Regions from separate parts of the Homo sapiens genome. Here region 2 is linked to region 1. The links are chromatin loops, found by intact Hi-C in ENCODE. Cell type or tissue: GM12878. All regions are shown on one strand.

Evidence for each region. Hi-C counts contacts between places; a loop is a spot of excess contacts. Peaks named below come from ENCODE experiments on the same cell type or tissue, not always from the same donor. Only the 100,000 strongest peaks of a DNase experiment are listed, where the experiment ranks them.
Region 2: it touches region 1 in a loop (12-fold over the local background); 86 of 110 quality-filtered maps call a loop at or near these places.

The regions. Positions count from the first base shown.
Region 1 is chr10:124,825,641-124,829,640 of GRCh38, reverse strand. ABRAXAS2 (abraxas 2, BRISC complex subunit) reads right to left here. Exons shown (of 9, transcript NM_032182.4): 5 at 2,856-3,046; 6 at 766-885; 7 at 164-248. Among named protein-coding and RNA genes, the nearest start is that of ABRAXAS2, 26 kb to the right of the region's middle. In GM12878, a CTCF peak has its summit at 1,931 (motif pointing right); no DNase peak of the experiment used is centred here.
Region 2 is chr10:124,537,849-124,541,848 of GRCh38, reverse strand. The region is part of intron 6 of LHPP (phospholysine phosphohistidine inorganic pyrophosphate phosphatase); the gene reads right to left. Among named protein-coding and RNA genes, the nearest start is that of LHPP, 78 kb to the right of the region's middle. RefSeq lists an enhancer at 1,512-2,012. In GM12878, a CTCF peak has its summit at 1,528 (motif pointing left); a DNase peak (open chromatin) is centred at 1,852.

The sequences.
Region 1 (4,000 bases):
GCATGAATCATTATTCCACAGCTTGACTCTGTTCTGGGAAAGCAGATTCTGACTTTCGGATCCTAACTCTATTTGTCAGTTGGAAGACAATTCAAAATTAAAGTAGAATTAAAAGCTTTTGGGCAAGACAAATAAGATGAAAACTAATAAATAAATCAGTTACCTGAACTTTCTCCTGAAGTGCATTATAAACCTGATAAATCGCCCTGATGTCTTTCATCACTCCATCCTTGTCAAAAAAGTCAGTACTGGAAGACAAACAGAAAAAAGATGCCTCAAGGTTATCATAACTGCGGTGAAATGGAAAGGCATTTTTCCTGCCTCTTCCACTTTATTGTTTAAATGCTGTGACTCCGAGGTGACAGTGTTTAAGGAATAATGCCCATACCACAAGAATTACAGAAGAGAAATTTAAAAAACCCATGTTACCAAGATCATTTAAAAAATAATAAAAAGCTATGTATTTTTCAGTGACTATGTTTAGCTTTTAGAACCTCAGAAATAATACTCTATCCAAAACTTTTGTATCAATTACAAAAAATATTGTGGCAAATGATTTAAAAAATTCATAAAAGTAAACTATCTTTTCAACAAGAACAAAATTTTGATACATGCTGGTGGTATCTAGACAATTACCTTACTGTATTCTTCAATTTTAATCATATCAAACTTGGTTTTACATTTTTCCATACACCTTTTAAATGTTATTAACAAAAGAAATATTGCTGACAAAAGAAAAAACTAGCACTTTACCTTTCAACTTACCCATGTTCTTTAATCACTTTGGCATAACTCTGAGAAGTATTTGGCACTGAAGACACTTTGTACTCTTGCTGGCTAGTATTTCCTAGATTGGGAATAGCGAGTGATATCCTCTGATTATACCTATGGGAAAAATTCAGAGAGATCATGTTAAATGTACCATTCTATCATATTCAAGTGAGACTGACAGTCTAAAAAAAAAAAGGGCTGGGTGTGGTGGCTCACACCTCTAATCTCAGCACTTTGGGAGGCCGAGGCAGGCAGATCACCTGAGGTCAGGAGTTCGAGACCAACGCCAGCCTGGCCAACATGGTGAAACCCTGTCTCTACTAAAAATAAAAAAAAAATTAGCCGGGCATGGTGGTGCACACCTGTAGTCTCAGCTACTCGGGAGGCTGAGGCAGGAGAATCACTTGAACCCAGGAGGCGGAGGTTGCAATGAGCCAAGATTGTGCCACTGCACTCCAGCCTGGGCAACAGCAAGACTGTATCTCTAAATAAATAAATAAATAAATAATTTTTTAAAAAGGGCATGCGTGGTGGCATGTGCCTATAGTCCCAGCTACTTAAGAGGCTGAGGTGACAGGATCAGGAGTTCAAGGTGGCAGTGAAATATGATAGTGCCACTGTACTCCAGCCTGGTCACAGGGTAAGACCCTGTCTCCAAAATAATAGTAATAATAAAATTAAAATAAATAAAAGTAATTAACTAAAGCAAGAATGGGGCTTGGTGGTAGGAGTCTTAGTTGCTGACGTTGGTAAACCAACAGGAAGGTCTCACGGAGCACCTCCTTCTACAGACAACCCAAGGATACATGAATTAGTGATGTTTTCCCTTCTGTAAAGTAAAACCTTGCTTATCAACTCCTTGAGAGCACAGGTCATGCCTTACACATCTTTTGTATACTCACAGTGACTGACACAATGCTGAGCCTGTAAGTGCTCAAGAGATACCCACAGATTACATAATGAAATCTTATAAAAACCTTTTTAACAATTAACAATTATTTTCACTGATGTCAATTTAATTTATTCTACAACAAATAAACTTCCAGAGGGAAACCATTTTGCTGTTTACAAACAGACAACATGATCATATAATCATAGGGGTGGTTTTTTTTTTTTTTTGGTTTAACAAGTTCACGATGCAAAACCCTCGTTAACCAGCAGGTGGTTCAATTTCACAATTTTGTATTTGAAATTTATGTTTCAAAATTATAATCAGACTTCCACAGCAATAAAACTACATTTCCACATAGTGGATTATGGAGAAGCAAATGATGATTTCCAGCTATTTATTCCTTATAAGAATTTATGCATAATAAACATGTCTTGTTAATGCTTCTTGATCCAAAAACAATTTTATGTAAATAACTGACAAGAAAAATACCTTCCGTAACCACAAAAAGAGCTAAAGGGAATAATACAAGTTTTTATTTAAAGATGCATAAAGTTTTGGGAGGCCGAGGCAGGTGGATCACCTGAGGTCAGGAGTTCAAAACCAGCCTGGCCAAAATGGGCAAAACCCCGTCTCTACTAAAAATACAAAAAAATTAGCCAGCATGGTGGTGTGTGCCTGTAATCCCAGCTACTCGAGAGGCTGAGGCAAGAGAATCGCTTGAACCTGGGAAGCAGAGGTTGCAGTGAGCCGAGATTGCACCACTGCACTCCAACCTGAGTGACAGAGCTGGACTCTGTCTCAAAAAAAAAAAAAAATGCACTATAATGCACATTTTTGAAGTCACGAATCTCAGTGACTTGTACCAACATCCTTTTTTTTTTTTTTTGAGATGGATTCTTGCTCTGTTGCCAGGCAGGAGTGCAGTGGCACAATCTTGGCTCACTGCAACCTCTGCCTCCAGGTTCAAGCGATTCTTCTGCCTCAGCCTCCCGAGTAGCTGGGAATACAGCCACGTGCCACCACACCCAGCTAATTTTTGAATTTCACCATGTTGGCCAGGATGGTCTCAATCTCTTGACCTCATGATCCATCCGCCTCAGCCTTCCAAAGTGCTGGGATTACAGGCGTAAGCCACCACGCCTGGTCCCAACGTCCTTCTTATATGTGAGGCAGATGGAAAAGCAAGCTTTACCTTCTATTTGGTCTGAAGAGCACATATTCTAAAGCGTGAGTGGAATTGTTGGCAGTGGAGATGAAGCTGAAGAGAAGAAAGACGAGGTCGGGCACGCCGAGGATGCGGGTGAGCTGCTTGTGAAGAACCTGCTCTCTGTAGGACATCTGCTGCTGCGTATTGCGCCGGAATCTGTACCACCCAATGACTTTCTGAAAGAAAAGTGTGAAAAGTTGCATGAAATCTTACAAATTTAATTCTGAATGTATCCATACAAACACACATGCACAAATGTTCATAGTAGCTTTATGTGCAAAAGCCCCACCCTGGAACAACCCAAGCGTCCATGAGCAGGAGCATGGATAAACAGACTGTGCTTCAGGCATATGCTGGAATCCTACTTAGTGATAAAAAGGAACATGAATGAGTCCTAAAATAACTATCCTGAGTGAAAGAAGCTAGACACCTCCTCACTAAAAGAAGTATAGGTTATAGGATTCTATTTGTACAAAATTCTAGAAAATGAAAACTAATCTAGTGACATAAAGAAGATCAGTGGTTAACAGGAATGAGGGGAGAAGGCAGGACTGGAAAGGCACGAGGAAGCTTTTGTAGGTGAAGGAGATGCTCGTTATCTTAATATGGTGATGGTTTCACAAGTTTACACATACATCAAACTTCTAAGAGCATACATTTGAGATATGTGTTATATGTCAATTTTACCTCAACAAATCTATTTTAAAAGTTTAGCTTTTTCAGCTCTAACTATAGCATAACTAAACTGGCTAATGAAACTGTTATGCACTCTGGAAGAATACTTCTCATAATGTGATTTGTTGGTCATCAGGAAGACAGATGACTTCAGAGATATCTGAAAGACTGCTAAAGTGCAGATTCCTGGACCCCATCCCTAAAGTGCAGATTCCTGGACCCCACCCAAATCTGCAGAATCAGAACCTCTCAAGATAGAGCCAGGAATCTGAATTTAAGTAAGTTTCTGAATTTTTCTTTTGCATACTGAAATTTAAAAACATCTGTTTTCAAAACATTTAATTCTTTATTAGAAGATCAATCTTCATACAGCTTCCTTCTTTGAAACCAACTCTGAGTTAAAATCTTGTTTTAAGAAGCAAAGGTAGTTTAAATCTAATAGTGTCATATTAAAA
Region 2 (4,000 bases), 290 kb after region 1:
GGTCACCCCATCTGGGCCGGGGCCTGGCCCGCCCAGCCCACTCCACTCTGGTCTCCAACATTGCAAATTTGTGCAAATACCATTAGAGCCCTCCCCAGTGTCCAGCGTGTTCTAAGAAGCCCTCGTAGCTTGTACTGAGGGATGACGTCATGGGAACTCCCACCCACAGAAGCCCTCCAGGGCCTCAGTGCCCCCTCGAGTGCCCAAGGCATTTGCCTAGACACACACTGTCCCCACGGGTGGTCCCAGGCTCACGCGGGGGTCCTGCAGACAGGCATGAGACTTTCGAGCCTCAGCCTGCCATTCGAGATATGCTAGGGACACCAAACGCCCAGGTGGAATTCCTCAGGGTGGCCATGAGCCGCAACTCCGTTAGGTCTGGGGCTAGCAGAGGCTGGCTCTTCTGCCACCTCAGGAACTGCATCCCATGTGGCCATTTTGAGCCACAGGCAATGTTCTTGCAAGGCAGAGAGCTCCTTCCTGGGCTCTTTCCACAATGAACGCCCGCCACAAAGCAGCCCTCGATAAAGTCAGCCTCCCTCTGATCAAGTTTGGCTCCAGCCCAAATTGTCTATCCTGGTACTGCAGGCTGGTCGTGTCGGCTGTGTCCCCCAAGCACAGTGTGCAGGGGCAGCGGCCCACCTCCAAGCTGCCTCTTGGTGACTCACCATTCTGGGTGGCTCAGAATACATCGCACTCCAGGACTCAGGCACACTGCGTGGGTATGGCAGGCTCTCCTCCGGCCATCCCAGGGCCCAGGGCCACTTTGTGATTTGGGGGGCCCCTTCCTCCATTAAAAAAGCTGTTAAATAATTTAATGGATTTTTGAATTATTATTTCTAAAGTGAGAAAAAACATTAAAACATTTTCTTTGGCCCTAAATGTTCCAGAGATATTTTCCTTCTAATTTTAAAATAAATTAAACATTTTCTTGAGCCCCTAAAGGCATCGTGTGTCCAGAACCTGCTAAAGAAGTGAGCCCAGGTTCCTCTGGATCCAACTCCCGGGAGATCTGGAGCCTAGATCTAGGGCCAGAACTTAGGAGGACTCTGCCCCCTGGTTTTGGTGGCCACCTCAGTGCAGCCTTTGGGGTCCCGGGGCCTCTGTAGGGCCGGCTGGAGAAGATGCTCTTTCTCTCTGCTGCTGCTGGAACCCTGCCTGTGAGTCAAACCATGGAGCACCGTGAACCCCAAGCCACGTTCCAGGCAGCCAAAGTGCAGGGGTGTGCGAGGCCACCCCGAGCAGCCCCGGATCCCCAGCAAAAATGTCACTCAAACTGCAAAGGCAAAACTCAGCTTAAGGGAGCAGGCCAGTGGGGCCAGGAGCACGAGGCTGTGCTGTGCCTCAGGGTGAAGGGCGCTCGGGGAAAGGGAAACTGAGAGCCGTCAGTGGGGTTGGTGGGCGAGCGGCTCCAGGCAGTGGTGAAAAGGCCCCATCCTGCGCAGCCCCCCTGGCCCTAGCCTGGCCACGAAGCAAAGCGGGAGAAACCAGGCTGGGTCCCCGGCCGCAAGTCCCTGCCGCCCCCTGGTGGGAACCCACAGCCGTGTGGACCTGGAGGGCCAGGGCAGGGCTATGTGCCTGGGCTGCAGGACCCTGCTTAGGTGGGAGCCCTCCTTGTCTCGGGAGGCCACAGCACAAGGCACACCTGCCCACCCACCCACAGCATCTCCACCGAAGCGCACAGACACAGAAACAGCACGGCGCTGCATGAACGGCTGGGCCAGGGCACCTGCAGGTAAACCCTCCCCTCCCCACGGTTATCTGGGGACCCAAGTTTCCCTAAATAATCATACTGATGAGAACACCAAGAAAATGAGCAGAAGCGGGTAACTGCTGAACCCTTGCTGTGTGCCAGGAAGTGCGGTGAGTGCTTTTGGCAGGATATCTCATTCTGGTCTCCCCAGCCGTAGGTGGTAGGTACTCTTATTATGTCTATTTTATTTTTTTGAGACAGGGTCTCGCTCTGTCGCCCAGGCTGGAGTGCAGTGGTGCAATCTCAGCTCAATGCAGCCTCAACCTTCTGGGCTCAAACAATCCTCCCACCTCAGCCTCCTGAGTAGCTGGGACTACAGGTGTGTGCCACCATGCCTGACTAATTTTTTTTTTTTTTTTTGAGACAGGGTTTTGCTCTGTCGCCCAGGCTAGAGTGCAGTGGCACGATCTCAGCTCACTGCAACCTCTACTTCCCAGGTTCAAGTGATTCTCCTGCCTCAGCCACCCGAGTAGCTGAGATTACAGGCGTGAGCCACCACGCCTGGCTAATTTTTGTATTTTTAGTAGAGGCGGTCTCGAGCTTCTGGCCTCAAGTGATCCGCTCTCCTTGGCCTCCCAAAGTGCTGGGATTACAAGCATGAGCCACCATGCCCGGCCAAATTTTTGTACTTGTAGTAGAGATGGGGTTTCGCCATGTTGCCCAGGCTGGCTTCAAACTCCTGGGCTCAAGCAATCTGCCAGCCTTGGCCTCCCAAAGTGCTGGGATTACAGGCAGGGCCACCTCACCCGGCCAACTCTGTCCATTTTAAAGATAAGGAAACTGAGGCCCGAAGTGCCCTGAGCAGGACGTGGCCTTGGGTGCTCGAGTGGCTCCGGAGCTGTGCTCATCTTAAAGATATGCCATTGCCTCCCCTTAAGCATTCCAGGTCCACACCCTGGAGAGCTCAGGACGAGGGGAGTCATTTTGGTTTCCTGATGGCAGACGAGCCACAGGAAAAACTTGGGGGTCCTCTGGTATGCCTCAGGACACCCCAGATTTCCTCAAATCACCCGATTCTCTCAATAAGAGGCCCCGAATAACCACTCTCTGCTAGAAGAAGCCCATCTGCCAACGTTGCTGCAAGCTTATTCTCTGATCCCTTGAGGCTCAACTAAAAATAATTCAACTCCTCCAATATTTAGAGAAATGAAGGGCCTTGAAATGTCAGGGAGGCAGCATAAATCCCAGGAAGTGCTTCCCTCCTCTGCCACGCCACGGCTGCAGGAGCTGAGTGGCTGTGAGAGCCTGCACTGGTCAGCAAACGTGGGCTCTGAGGACCATGACTGTCCAAGCAGTTATGACCTCTGGGCAAGTCAGAAACCACCTTGGGTCTCACTTTTCTGTAAAATGGGATGGGAGAGAAGGAGCTAGTTAATTCCCAGGATTCTCCCAGGCATGCGAGTCTCAGAACAACAAATGGACTATCTGGCAACACAATTTCATCCTCCGTCTCTTCCAGGGTCTCAGCAGCACACTCTTCATAGCAGCTGCACGGCCCAGGGCAGTGGTGTGTGGCCCCCAGGTATGGGGCCACAGCGGGCAGGGGGTCCACCCCACCACTTGGGGGGAGGGAGGCCTGTCCACTATCTCCCCTCTGGCAGGCACAAGGTGGAACAGCTCAGAACAAACAGCCTGCTGCTCCTGTGAAGCCACTGGAGTGGGCACTACAGATGCTCCACAGCATCAAAGCCTCCCTTCCTCACAAAAAACATCCCAAAGGGCTGAGAGAAGGCACCCAGGAGACCTCACTGCCAGGAAGTGGAAAGGCAGCAGCAAGGCTGGGAGCTGCTCAGGCCCAGGGAGGCTTACAGACCCCAGGGAGAGTGACCGTGGGTGGGGAGGGTGCTCAGCAAGCTCCTGAAGCCCCACATGGTGAGCCCCGCATGGTGACCCCACATGGTGACCCCGCATGGTGACCCTGCATGGTGAGACTCGCGTGGTGACCCTGCATGGTGAGACTCGTGTGGTGACCCTGCATGGTGAGACTCGCATGGTGACCCCGCATGGCGGGCCCCGCAGGTGGGAGGACCCAGCAGGTGGGTGGGCCTGGGGTGGGAGGCTCAGGGAAGGGGGCCTGGAATGGCAGTGCCTTGGGGCAGTGCTCAGTCAGAGTGGGGTCAAGGACACCACCGAACCCCCAAGAAGGTCTCCTGTCCACCATGGCCCCTTGGCCGTGTCCTTCCCTTTCAGCACACTCGTGGGCCCTGTGGCAGCACATGAAAGGGGCACAGACCCACACACATTCAT